Regions from separate parts of the Homo sapiens genome. Here region 2 is linked to region 1. A link is a loop called in an ENCODE intact Hi-C map of the cell type or tissue named here. Cell type or tissue: sigmoid colon. All regions are shown on one strand. Links, peaks and the distances in the headings refer to the core of each region. The heading gives the core; the rest is flanking DNA.

Evidence for each region. Hi-C counts contacts between places; a loop is a spot of excess contacts. Peaks named below come from ENCODE experiments on the same cell type or tissue, not always from the same donor. Only the 100,000 strongest peaks of a DNase experiment are listed, where the experiment ranks them.
Region 2: it touches region 1 in a loop (9-fold over the local background); 72 of 110 quality-filtered maps call a loop at or near these places.

The regions. Positions count from the first base shown.
Region 1 is chr2:160,990,464-160,997,888 of GRCh38, forward strand. No RefSeq gene overlaps it. Among named protein-coding and RNA genes, the nearest start is that of TANK-AS1, 170 kb to the right of the region's middle. In sigmoid colon, for the core only: a CTCF peak has its summit at 4,137 (motif pointing left); a DNase peak (open chromatin) is centred at 4,088; H3K4me3 peaks cover 817 bases.
Region 2 is chr2:160,106,737-160,114,161 of GRCh38, forward strand. ITGB6 (integrin subunit beta 6) reads right to left here. Exons shown (of 15, transcript NM_000888.5): 13 at 5,344-5,463; 14 at 943-1,109. Among named protein-coding and RNA genes, the nearest start is that of PLA2R1, 48 kb to the left of the region's middle. RefSeq lists an enhancer at 5,860-5,929. In sigmoid colon, for the core only: a CTCF peak has its summit at 3,386 (motif pointing right); a DNase peak (open chromatin) is centred at 3,425.

The DNA of each region.
Region 1 (7,425 bases), core at 2,724-5,223:
ATTAAAATAACCGTTTAGATATAAATGACATCTACAATATCCATTGTTTTCAGAGCCACATACTCTGGTTTATTGAGGTAAATAGCTGTTCATAACTCTGATCCCCTGAAAACCTCATTTTTCTGGAGGCTGATGGTTTTGAGTCAGCAGGCACTGTCTGGGTTTCTGTAGCAACCCTGGAGGCCACTGTCCCACACCTGCTTCAGACGGTCAGAAGACACTATTTCCTTAGCCCTTGATCTATCTGGAGTTCACCATTCACGATGTCATTTGTGTAACAAGAGGGAAAGCAGCAGCACCACCCTGACCTTGGGAACATTTAAGAAGTCAGGAGAACTCCAGAGAAAGTGAGCCCACAAAAGCCATGTCCGTGTAAGGAGAATGTTTCCCAACACTATGTAGAATGGCCAAATGAGAATGAAGCCTCAAGTGGTTTATTTCATCCTCCACATTGTGTGTCTGGGAGAGGAAATCTCTGATAAAGGATGTAATCAAAATGAGTTCAAGTTGTTCGCTTTACCAAAAAGCCCTTCAACATTGCCGAGGCTAGAAGCATGTTGATTTACAACCACAGGGTTCATATTATTGCCTTTCTCCATCCTATATTTTAAGTTAATTAAATACTTATTGAGTCCATGAAACAACATCTACTAAGCCCTACACCAAGAATAGAAATAAATAACCAAATATAGTTCCTGCCCTCAAGTTTGCCATCTGGCTGAGAAAAGCAATCATAACTAGCTGATAGGGGCTGGGGGAATAAATGAGTACATGCCCCCAAATACGAAATAACACAGTACATGTTGACTCCTTTGGAGTGAAGGTAGACAACTATGTTTGTAATATGATTGAGATTGAGATCAAAATGCCTCCTGTCATCTAATTTTTTGGTAGTATAACTTATGTCTCTCAGGAAAAATTATCATTGAGAAAATTATTCCCCAGTCCTACCAGGCCCTTCCAGAGAGCTGCAGTTTTACTCCTCTTCTTCATGTTTGTTGGGTACTTTGTTTAGATGAATGGTATACTGAGCTTTAAGAGGGACGTGACTTCTGTCAATTTTTCTTTTGTAATTCTATGTTACTAAGAACCCAATGGCTATAAGACCTGATTTAAGTTTTTCCAAAGCTAAGGTAACAGTTTTCAAAGCGTGCTTCAAGGGCCTCCTACATAAAAATTAATAGGATGCATGCTAAAATTTGATTTTCTGGGCTATGACATTCTGAAGACCTACTGACCTAAAATATCTGGTGAAACAGCCCAAGGATCTTAATTTTAATGAGTATCTCAGGTTATTATTGAATTTCCACCACCAGTAGTTTGAGAACCACTGGTTTAAGGGCTTTGCTGACTTTGGGGCATCCTCCTAACCCTATTCTTGATAACAAAATCTGTAAAGAATCATCCCTTCAGCCAGGTGCAGTGGCTCACGCCTGTAATCCCACCACTTTGGGAGGCCAAGGTAGGCAGATCACTTGACGCCAGGAGTTCAAGACAAACCTGGCCAACATGGTGAAATCCTGTCTGTACTATAAATAAAAGCACAAAAATAACCAGATGTGGTGGTGTGCACCTGTAGTCCCAGCTACTCTGGAGGCTGAGGTGGGAGGATCACTTGAGCCCAGAAGGCAGAGGTTGCAGTAAGCCAAGATCATGCCACCACCCTCCAGCTTGGGTGACAGAGTAAGACCTTGCCTCAGAAAAAAAAAAAAAATTCTTTTAGTTACATTCTTCTATTATAGAAATTCTTAATTCTGAGCTCTGGACCCATGGATTTCTACAGAATCCCTGGATGGGCTTCAAGATGTGCTTAAAGACTCCTGAATGTGTATGCAAAATGGTGAACAGGTGTATGTTTTCTCTGGGGTAAGAATCCATAGATATCTTCAGATTATCCAAGAGGTTTCAGGACATAGAACAGTTGACCCACTGCTTTGTGGGACTAATGCTATTAAACTCTAGGCTCCCGTTGCTGAAATTAGGTTTCATGGATACTAAGCAACCTCAGCAACAGAATTCTCAAGCTAAGTAATTAAACAAATAGACATTTATGGAGCATCCTGGGTGTTTATGAGGCACTGAAAACATTCATTCCTCACAACTCTTTTTAGTCCTTTACAGTGGAAAGTAGCATTATCTCCATTCAGGTTTCTAATAACAATAACAATAATAGTTAACATTTACTGAGCACTTACCATAGGCAGGTACTAGTCCAAGTACTTCCTATATAACAGCTCAAGTAATTCTTATTAACATCTCTATAATTCTTTTCTTTTTTTTTTTTTAGATGGAGTTTCACTCTTGTCACCCAGGCTGGAGTGTAATGGCGCAATCTCAGCTCACTGCAACATCTGCCTCCCGGGTTCAAGTGATTCTCCTGCCTCAGCCTCCCGAGTAGCTGGGATTACAGGTGCGCACCACCACGCCCAGCAAATTTTTGTATTTTTAGTAGAGATGGGGTTTCTCTATAGGCTTGTCTTGAACTCCTGACCTCAGGTGATCCACCCGCCTTGGCCTCCCAAAGTGCTGGGATTACAGGCATGAGCCACTGTGCCTGGCCAACATCTCCATAATTCTTATGATACCTCTATAATTCTTCCCATATTTCTATAATCTATAAAGTGGATTCTACTATTACTCCCATTTCACAGATGAGGAAACTAAGATTTCCATTAAGTTTCCTTCTCTCATCTCTGTATCATTAATAATAACAGCTAACCTTCATTGAATGCATTATGTGCCAGGCAGTATTTCAAGCACTCATTTTACAGAGGAGAAACCTAAAGCACAGAGACGTTAAGTAACTTATCCAATGTCATCCAGGTAGCAGGAGACAGAGCTAGGATTCAAACCCTAGTCTGGTTAGAGAGTCCACACCCAGCCATGCCTACTACTGCCGCAAGTTCTAGCCTCTACCTTACTGGACTGCTAATTCTGTAGGCCTAAGTTTCTGGGGATTCCTACCTCCAGTCTAATAGATTTCTTTCTTCATTTTTTTATTATTATACTTTAAGTTTTAGGGTACATGCGTACAATGTGCAGGTTAGTTACACATGTATACATGTGCCATGCTGGTGTGCTGCACCCATTAACTCGTCATTTAGCATTAGTTATATCTTTCTTCATTTTGAAGCTCCATTTGCATCAAGGGCTTTTGGGCATGGCTCCTAAGTTTCTACATGCATCTCCATGGCCACCTTATGCTGCACACATGCCCTGGGTGACAGTGTGTCAGGCCAACCTTAGCTCTGTTCCAGTTCCCAGACTACACAAGGTCACACCAGTCGCTCAGGGACGTTAGGGCTCTCAGAGGCCTTTAATGATCATAGATACGATAGCACCCGACAGCTCTGCTGCTCAAAGGAGAACTGGGCAGGATCACATTTCAAATATTGCCTCTGTGTAATGTTCTGAGACCATTCAGAGCCCGGTTAAGAAAACACAGCGACGACTCTCCTCAGAGCTGGGGCTGTTGATTTTGTTAGGTGAGATCACTTGAGGAATATAAAATGCAAGAGAAAGAGTAGCAAAGAGGAAAAACAATAGATGAAAATATAGGGTCAAGCAAAAGTCACCAAGCAGGGGAGGAATTGCCAGACCACATCGTTCCGCTCAGCTTAAACCTAGGGTTTAAGAGCTAAAGGAATTAATCAATTTCTACTTGTTTCAATTTCCTTCCCAATTGTAAAATGTTTACCTGCACGGTGGCTTTTAATTCAGAGAGAAAGAGAGAGAGCGAGCGAGCGAGAAAGAGAAAGAGAGTGAGCAAGACAGAGAGAGAGAGTGTGTGTGTGTATGTGTGTGTGTGTATAACAAAAGTTAAACTATGACTCTGTTTTAAAAGACAGTAGCCCATATTCTCCTGCTCAGCACACACACATAAAGGTTTTGTGATCAAAGCACACAACATTTGTATGTCTAACCATTGATTTATGCTGGGCTTTTAATATTATGCAAGACTTTTTCCTTCCTTTACTCACCACCGAGTGACTGTGCTGATTCAACATTTTATAGATGCATCAATTTTCCTTTAGAAGCTGTGCCGAGAACGTGTGACTCCCTGGGCCAGTTTCTCATTGAAATCAGATGACGCAGGAAGTATCATCCACATTTCAGTGATAGGCTGCCCCCTAGTGACAATTTTCAGCTACACAGTCAACCTACAAATTTACTGCTGCAAATACCGCAGAGGTTTCTTGACACAAAGGAGAAACATCCTCCGTTGCAGAGGATGTAAAATAATAGTGTAATTTAATCCCCAGCCTATTTTCTATACATTTCAGTGTTATTAAAGTTTTCTGCGATAACTCAATATATCTCTGTTTTCAAAATACAGTCATATGCTGCATAGTGACGTTTCAGTCAACGACGGATCACATATATTTAATACAAAGATGGTCTCATACAATTACAATGGAGCTGAAAAATTCCTATCATCTAGTGGCATTGTAGCCATCATAACTTCATAGCACAATGCACTATTCACGTATTTGTGGTGGTGCTGGTGTAAACAAACCTACTTTGCCGCCAGTCATATAAAAGTGCACATATAATTATACAAACATGATACTTGATACAACTATATCATTGGTTTATGTATTTGATATACTATACTCTATCATTATTTTTTAACTTTTTAAAATTTTTATTATTTTTATTAGAGACAGGGTCTTGCTTTGTCACCTAGGCTGGAGCGCAGTGGCATAATCATAGCTCACTGCAACCTCGAAATCCTAGGCTCAAACTATACACCTGCCTCAGCCTCCCAAGTAGCTAAGACTACAGGCACACCACCATGACTGGCTTTTTTTGTGTGTGTAGAGACAAGTCTTGCTATGTTGCCCAGGCTGGTCTTGAACTTCTGGGCTCAAGGGATCCTCTCTCCTCTGTTTCCCAAAATGCTGGGATTACCGGTGTGAGTCACCATTTATCAATATAATAGAGTGTTCTCCTTCTACTCATAAAACAAGTTAACTGTAAAATAACCTTCTAGTCCTTTCAGGAGGGATTCCAGAAAAAGGCATTTTATCATAGGAGATGCTTGTTATTGCCCCTGAAGACCTTCCAATGGGCCAAGATATGGAGGTGGAAGACAGTGATATTGATGATCCTGACCTTGTATAGCCCTAGACTAATGTGTGTTTATGTCTTAGTTTTTAACACAAAAGTTTAAAAAGTAAAAAATAAAATATTCTTAAAATAGAAAAAAAGTTTAGAAAGATATAAAGAAAGGAATTTTTGCCTATAATCCCAGCACTTTGGGAGGCTGAGGCAGGCAGATAACGAGGTCAGGAGATCGAGACCATCCTGGCTAACATGGTAAAACCCTGTCTGTACTAAAAATACAAAAAAAAAAAAAATTAGCTGGGTGTTGTGGCGGGCACCTGTAGTCACAGCTACTTGGGAAGCCAAGACAGCAGAATGGCATGAACCCGGGAGGCAGAGCTTGCAGTGAGCCGAGATTGCACCACTGCACTCCAGTCTGGGAGACAGAGCGAGACTCCATCTTAAAAAAAAAAAAAAAAAAAAAAAGAGAGAGAAAGGAATTTTTATATAGCTGTAGAATGTGCTTGTGTTTCAAGCTAAGCATTATTACAAAAAAGTCAAAAAGTTTAAAAAATTAAACAGTTTATAAAGGAAAAGAGTTATAGTAAGCTAAGGTTAATTTATTATTGAAAAAAGAAAACTATTTTGTTATAAATCTAGTATCCCTACATATACTATTCAGCACACATAAAGTCTACAGTAGTAGACAGTAATGTCCTAGGCCTTCACATTCACTCGCCACTCACTCACTACTCACTCACCCAGAGCAACTTCCAGTCCTGCAAGCTTCATTTATGGTACATGCCTTATACAGGTATACCACTTTTTATCTTTTACACCATATTTTTACTGTACATTTTCTAGGTTTAGGTATGTTTAGACACACAAACACTTAATATACAAATTGTGTAACAATTGCCTACAGTATTCAGTACAGTAACATGCTGGACTGGTTTGTGGCCTAGGAGCAATAGGTTGTGCCATATAGCCTAGGTGTGTAACAGACTACACCATCTATGCTTGTGTTAAGCACACTCTATGATGTTCACACAATGACGAAATTGCCAAACAACACATCTCTTAGAACCCATCCCTGTCATTAAGCCATGCGTGACAGTCAATAAAAATATCTTCATGGAACTAAGTGAAAGATGCTGATAACCAGTGCTCTCTGTAGTGAGCTGTGTGTGTCTTTCCATTTGCATTTATTTTATTTGGCTATTTTGTGGTATTTTTTTCTATCTAAGGTAACTGCACAAAGTAAATCATTTTGCCTTATCAGCATTCTAAACACTTTGGTTTTCAATGTCTTTATTTTTAATAGAAGTTCAATATTTGTCCTCATGCAGATCTATTAGATAATTCATATGAAGCATTTTGCATAGCACCTTGCATGGGAAGGCTTAGAAATAGTCATTGATACTATTGTTATAGGATTATCCATTTTAGAGAAAACTTATTTTAAATGTTAAACAAGAATACCATTAGTGATTTGTTTACAGGTTACTTCTACATTGTACAGAGGTGAAATAGTTTTCATGACAGAGTTAAACAGTCTCTCCATAAAAAGTTAATATTTAGAAACTTGAAAAAAGCCAGGGGCAGTGGCTCATGCTTGTAATTCCAGCACTTTGGGAGGCTGAGACAGGCAGATGACTTGAAGCCAGGGGTTCAAGACCAGCCTGGCCAACATGGTGAAACCCTGTCTCTACTAAAAACACAAAAATTAGCCAGGCGTGGTGGCATGCATCTGTAATGCCAGCTACTCAGGTGGCTGAGGCATATACAATCTTTTGAACCTGGGAGGTGGAGGTTGCAGTGAGCAGAGACTGTGCCACTGCACTCCAGCCTGGGTGACAGAGTGAGACTCCATCTCAAAAAAAAAAAAAGGAAGAAAAAAGAAAAGAAAACTTGAAAACAGTGGCAAATTTGTCTATTTCTGTTTTTTAAAAAATATTTAAATTATTTAATTATTTGTCTTTTTTAATATTTTTATTATTATTATACTTTAAGTTTTAGGGTACATGTGCACAATGTGCAGGTTAGTTACATATGTATACATGTGCCATGCTGGTGTGCTGCATCCATTAACTTGTCATTTAGCATTAGGTATATCTCCTAATGCTATCCCTCCCCCCTCCCCCCACCCCAAAACAGTCCCCAGAGTGTGATGTTCCCCTTCCTGTGTCCATGTGTTCTCATTGTTCAATTCCCATCTATGAGTGAGAACATGCGGTGTTTGGTTTTTCGCCCTTGCAATAGTTTACTGAGAATGATGATTTCCAATTTCATCCATGTCCCTACAAAGGACATGAACTCATCATTTTTTATGGCTGCATAGTATTCCATGGTGTATATGTGCCACATTTTCTTAATCAA
Region 2 (7,425 bases), core at 1,933-4,432, 880 kb before region 1:
TCCCTTATCAAGATAAATTTATCAAAAATGGAAAATTCCATTTGCTTTAGGAGTTGAAGGCATTGCTATAAAAATTGTTAACATCAAATTATTTGGGCGGACAAATCCAAAGGAGCATTGCGTCTACCTGTATTTTCTCCAGTGATATCATTGTTGTTAGAATCAGCAATGTAAGATAATTGCTGTTAGATACCTGGACACACCATTAGAGATAGAGAGATGAAATTAAAACTATGGAATTGTTTCTATGGGTCTCTAGAAATGTAATTATCTCTCCTGTGGAAAAGAAACACAGAAAACTATAGTCCTGCCTTCTGATTGCCTCTTGTGAAGAGAAGGCAGTTAAATTATTTCTGTTGAGTTTATGTATTTAAAGGTTAATACTTTTGGGGTTTTTTTCAGGTCTCTGTTTAAAATTTATGTTATTCAGAAAAAATAACTGCATGGCATTTTAAAAATCATCTCAATTTTGCTTTGTAACCTATTATATCAGAAACAAGTATTTCCAAAGAAATTGGCATGAATTATCGTACTATTTATGAACACTATTCCATTCATTATAACATAACCAATTTATGGAAATGTTTAGATATAGCACCCGTGCTTTATCAAATGGGGCCTGAGGGATACTCCTAGTGGTGAGGAAGCGCTGGGTAAAAATATACTTCCCCAATGTCCCTAAGCAGCTGTCTCAGGAGCCTCATGAGACCCTTCATCGTGGTGGAAATCCCCACCGCACTAAGACAAATATAAGCTATGAGGGTCATCTGGACCTTTGCCCCTGAAGCAGAACAGAAATCAAAGCTGTTGGAGTCATGGCGAGAGTGGGAGAGAAAAAATGTGACATTTGAACTCCCAGAGCAGAAGAAAGCTGAGCCCCTCAATCTCTTCCACCAGCCTCTTTCTCCCCTAGACAAGGAGTAGCCCTAAGTTTCCACATACCGTTTGCCACTTGGCTTTTGATCGTTCTGCTTCAAATTTGGCAACTTCTTTACGATCATGAAATGACACCAGTAGCTTCCAGATGCACAGTAGGACAACCCCGATGAGAAGAATAGCCAGGGAAACCCCTAACATGATCATGGGAATGTTTGGAGGCTTCGGACAATCTGCAGAAATAAAGAAAATTATAAGAAGGTGGTAAAATCAACATTTTGACATCGGAAAGGCATTTCTTGTTGGATTTTCATCTACATTTTCTGCAGCAGAGGATAAATATTGACACCATTTTCGCCTTGCTTAAATTTTAAAAATGAGTTACTTGTTGAAGAATAGCCCTGCATTCCTCAAAGTAGAACAAAAGATAAAGGAAGAATTTAGATATTTGAAGTAAATGGATATAGACTTGATGGTTGACTCTAAAAGAGAATCCAAAAGAGTGATAATTAATGCACATGGAATATTTAAAGGATTAAGAAAAAGACTAGTTTAATCACTAAACATGGTCTCTTCTGAGTTCACGATAAAGCAGAAATGGAGTGTGTGTGTGTGTGTGTGTGTGTGTGTGTGTGTGTGTGTGCTGCATGTCATCAGTTTTTCATGGACCTTCTTGAATCATGGGGAGTCTAGAAGACTATATTAAAAGTTATATAAAAACCTATCCCTTGGAAAAAATTACTATTTCCTTCTTTCTTTATAGACAGAAGACAATGATGGGTTTCAGTTCTGTTTTGTTGAACCCTAATGCAGTAGTCTGGTTTTGGGGAAGTTCCTAGACTAGATTCAGGAGAGGTAGATTCAATTCCCATCTGATGTACAGTAGCTGTGTGAATGTGATCCAGTCCCTTGACCTCTCTGAGCCCCAGGCCCTTCCTCTGTAAAACAAAGTTCAGTGTTCCCTTACCTTTTCTGATGATACCAATAAGCTGAACTGTTCTTGCTTACTAACACAGCTTCCTGGACCCCTTCCCCAATATTCTGATTCAGTGGGTCTTGGATAAGCCACCGATTCTGTGTTATTAAATATTCTAAATTATTCTTATCCTCAAGCAAGTCTGGGAAATTAGATGTTCTGTAGGGTACTTTCAACTTGAATATTCTATGAAATGTTATTTTGACTGTATTGAAGATATTAATGTAATTTTGCAATTATACAGTACGTTTCCTAATTCACAGCAGAATGACTAATAGTCCTTGCAATATGCCTAGGAGATGATACATTTCTTAATGAAACATTATAATTATGTTCTCCTCTTACTTTCATGGAAAAAAAATCCCACATAAAATTATCATTAGATATCTGCATCTCTCTGCAAGAAATGAGGCAAAATCCATGGGATCTGGGGAGGAAATGAATGATGTTTAGTTTATCCTAAGTCTTACTGCTTTTAGATATTTAATAAGGAGAGTTATACACATATGACTAGTCATGCTGTCTTTAAGGTAAGGATCTGGAGTTGATGTGAATCTGAGTGGGGCTAATTACCCACTAACAGCATGATGCCTGGCCTCACACACTTTTGTTCTTTGGCCAAGAAACCATGTAAAGAGATTATGCAGAAATAAGTAAAGGAGCTAATGACATAGCTATTACTGTATGAAGATCTAAAGACTATATTCTCGCATAGCAAATGAACCATAGCTGCCTCTAATAGGTGAGCACATTCCTGCAAATAAAGCGGCAGGCCTGTGTCATGAGAATATATACTGGCTACATCTTTGGCTAAGAAATGCCTGGGGTGGGGCATAGTATGTTCCTGTTCAAAGCAAGATGAAGCTTGCTACAATCCTGCACCTAGACATGAATTAGGAGGGTTCTCCAGGAGGGACTAAAGAAGAAATGGGTGCGGTCTGGCAGAGATAATTATTTTAAGAACTGAAAGTCCTCAGGAATTGTACATTTCTCAATTAAAGATGTTGGCCCAAGTGCCAGAGCAGGTCTTACACAATAGAGATCATCACTTTTCATACTTGGATGTTTCTTGAGATGCTCAGACTGAAAATGGATTTCTACGTGGAAGAAGAGGGTCACCTCTATCACTGTGGGCAATGTGGCCCATCGAGTCCAGGTTGGTGCAGCACCTACTTCTAAGGTCCTGAGTATCTAACTGTGCTACATGCGTTGCACAATCTGGTAGCTCAATGTGCATATTGAGTGCTTGAAATGTGACTTTTCCCAAGTAGCTTATGCTGTAAGGGTGAAATACACACTGATTTTGAACACTTGGCATGAAAAAAATGTAAAATATCTCAGCTTTTATACTGATTACACGTTGAAATGACAATATTTTGGATAACATCGTAAATAAAATTCATTTTACCTGTTTCTTTTACTTTTTAATGTAATTACTAGAAAATTTTAAATTACATATAGGGTTTGCCTAACAGTTCTGTCGGATGATGCTGATCTAACATCTTTTTGTGATTCAGATAGTTATGATGATTGTACAGCCAGTAGGAGGCAGTAGAGCACAGTGGTTCAGAGCAGGGGCTCCAGGCCAGGCTGCCAGAGCTCCTCCAACTAGCTCTGGCACGTAATTACTGCCAGACCTAGAAAATTATTTAATGTCTCTATGCCTCAATTTCCTTACCTTTAAAATGAAAATAATAGTGGTACCTGTTTTATATGGTTGTTAAGAATATTAAGCGAATTAATACATGTAAAATATATAAAACAACATCTGGCAAATGGTATTAGGGCTCAAAAAATGAGAGCTGCTATTATAATAATTAATATTACTATTGTTACAGCAAATACAGCACTCTTTCCCCTTTTCTATCCTCATCACCTCAAGGGCCTGGAGCCTCCAAGTTGGAACCTGTGGGTATAGCATCTACCCTAGCTGGTACTTTCCAGCCAGGAAGCCTTCCCGCCTATCATTCCTTGACTCTGTTGTGGCTCTTATGCTCTGGAAGTCCCTCCGGACTGTGGGGGAAAGAAAGAAGATGAAAGAAGCCACCTGTGTCCACAAGCACCCTGGTGGCGACCCTTCACTCAGTTCTTTTTTTCAATTTGCTTAGAGGACCCTGGGGATCAGCCCCTTTCTCACTTCTCAGTTTGCCTCTTCTACCCAAGCCTCCACCAGGCCACCCTGGGATTTTCTAGTCTGAAAGCTGTGAGACGGGAGACAGGAGGGACCATGGACCTCTGGGGACAGGTTCTGCTCTGCTGGCCCCTGGAAGTGCCAGGCCTACCCAACCATGCGGACATTTGTTGAGGAAGAGGGAGCCTGGAGGCTGTCAGGTGACTCTTGTTAAGCCTCCGGGAGGTTATGTTTCCCCTCACTTTTCCCTACTACAAAAGCATGGGGATAATAACACGCCATAATAAAAAGCATCAGGGCATCTGTGCGTGCTCTGCAGAATGGCATGTTGTGGTGCCACTCTTATTGTGTGGAAGAATAAAAGAACAGACAACAGCTCAGTAATGAGGAGGCATTTAGCCAAGGCATGTTTCACTGAAAAAAAAAAAATCACCAACTAGATACAAAAGTCTCTGAATTAAAAGCAGGACTTATTCTGGAAATTCGTTTTTGTTTTTGAAACTCGTTTTTTTCAATAGAATCAATACTGTAAGGGATGGCTTTGATTTCAAGATAACTTGCTAAAGTCACTGCCACAGTCACAGAGGGTTGGGAGTGTAGTTGGAGAATTTTATTTTGTAAGACAGATAATGAGCAGGCAGGCTTTTTTGGTATTATAAAGTAATTTCTCCTTATACAGCAGGATTCTCCTTATGTTTCCCTAATGAACGGCCACAAGACTCATTTTATGTATGCATTTCAAAGGAGTTGATTTACATGAGATTTTTCCAGAGCAAGACTCCAGGGGCACTCGGCATACCTGAGCTTCAAGGCCAAGTTCACAATCATCTTCAGATTTCAGGAAGATGATGACTGCTGCAACTACAAGTCATCTTAGCTGTTTTTTTTTTTTTTTGGCAGAGTCTCACTCTGTGCAGTGGCGCGATCTCGGATCAACGCAACCTACACCTCCCAGGCTCAAGCAATTCTCCTGCCTCAGCCTCCCAAGTAGCTGGGATTATAGGTGCAGGCCACCATACCCGGCTAATTTTTGTATTTTTAGTAGAGACAGGGTTTCACCATGTTGGCCAGGGTGGTCTCCAACTCCTGACCTCAAGTGACCCACCCTCCTCGGCCTCCCAAAGTGCTGGGATTACAGGTGTGAGCCACCGTGCCCGACCCTTATCTGGTCTTAATAAGAGACACTGGAACATACTGAACCTTCTAACTGGCATCTTTCAATCCTTGGGAAACTTTAAGAAACTTCATCAAAATTTTGGAAATGTCTTTCCTGGCATGCTACCCAGAGCGATTTTCTGGTTGCTTTCTCTTCTCCTGTGTAGTATCATTTGCCATCGGCAATGGAAGGCAAAACACCCACCTTTTTCATTGATGCTGTGAATGATGGTTTTCCCCTCATTATCTGTAGTTATTAGGAATGTAATAAGACATTCATTTTCTCCTTGCAGAGAGCAGGAAACAGAACCATCCTTTGAGAAATCTGCAGATAAAGGAGTCATTCATTAGGTTAAACAAGATTCCAAAAGAGATTGTTTTTAAAACAAAGTAGTATTGAGTTTTAATATGTAAATTAGAGTTTTCAATATTGCAGAATGAGAATAGGAGAGGCATAGGTTTTTTTTTTTCTCATGAAGTGAGGTTTTCGTTTTCACTCACGTTCCAGAAGAACAGTTCCAGTTGTGGTCAATCAGGACTGACCATCAAATGTGCCTATCAAACGGATACGGGCAGGATTGCAACAGGCTGAACGTACTTCAAGGCAGGTACCCACAGCTGCCTTGGGAATAGAATGGCCCTGATTATGGTAATGAGGGGGCTATAGGTTCTTTGCTGAGAGCATGAAGGATGTCTAGATTACATTTCTGCACAGTTCAAACTGATACTGATACTTTTAAAGGGGCCTTTCTCACAACGACATAGTCAAGATTGCTGGCCATGTATTGTGGTAACAGTAACATAAATTAATATCAGGAAACTGAGACTGAAGCATTATGTAGCTCAGGGACCAGCAGGATAAAGGTAAATAAATCCACAGTGACAGTTTGTCTATCATTCAGTAGAGCTCCTTTCTTAATTTGAAAAAAAAAAAAAATCCAGTTTACCTTAAATCTTTTCCAAGTGGGAATTTTTCCTTATTGAGCTCATTCAAGAGGCAGAAAATGAATGTCATGACAGAAATTAAAAGTAAAGTAAAATGGCCAATCTGAGATGCCAGTACTATCTACCAGAAATTTTAGTAGTCCAGGATGTATGCCAAAATTATGTGGCATTCTGCTAATTAAGAAAACCAAACAAATTTGCTTAACTGTTCTCCTATCTTTTAAGTTGGAGACTTTTCAATGATGGTTACAAACACTGTTTTTCAGAAACCTGTAAGTAGAAGACGTTTTTCTCCTAATCTAAACTTTTAGGACATAGGTCCAAAATTAGTGTGTTATGCTACAATGGATCAGAACATTAAAACTGGGGCTGCCCCTGATAATCTTGGACATACTCCTACTAGACTTATAACCTCTCCCATTAGCTTAAAAATAAAAACATTAATAAAGCAGAATCTAATGTGTTTTCTGAATCTAACAAAAATTAAATAATAGTCTGTTTTTGGTCAAAAATGCCATAGCCATAGATAGAAATATTAAGTTGCTGTTTGCTGTCTTTACATTTTGTTTGAGATGAAAAACCCAACAGTGTCTGTGAGAAGTATGCTTTGTATTATCTATGAAAACAGGAACCAGCAAGACATTTAGCATTGTAAATAAAATTTCGGATGATAGATTTAAGTGTACAAACTGTTTTTGAACCCATTAGAAACATCTATTACATGGGAATATTAAGAAATCTAATTACAAATCATCCTAGTCTAGTCATTGCCAAATGATTATGGTCATCTAAGTCACCTGGGAGTTTTGAAAATGTAGATTCTGGGGACCCACCTTGGGTATTCTGATTTGAGAAGTTGGTTGTGTGCAGAGGAGCTTGTACACTTAGTGAGTTGTTTAATAAGTATTTTTAAAAAGGAGATTCTGATTAAGAGATTTGGTGAGATGTGTGTTATTTCATATATTTGATTGCAAATGGTATTGCATATATAATTCATACGTTGGCCATTTTATTTGGCCTTTACCACATCTCCTGTTCACTTGCCCCTCCAATTAGCTAGGGTTCATGAAGTCTTGGGGACTATGCGTTTTCTTCTTGGACTGTTTTCTTGCTTCTTTCCCCCTCTCTGTGGGAACAGCCCAGGCTCACTCTGCTCGCCTTGAACATATTTAATGAAACATTTTATTCTGTGGTAGGAAATATGTGAGTGGCTTATCATACTCCTTTCAGTAATATTAACCATGTTTTTAAAAATTTTCTTTCAAATAGCTGCACTGAAGCCTAGAGAGGCTTACTTGACCTGGTCAGGGTTATTTAAGTGTTAATGGAATGGCAGAATATG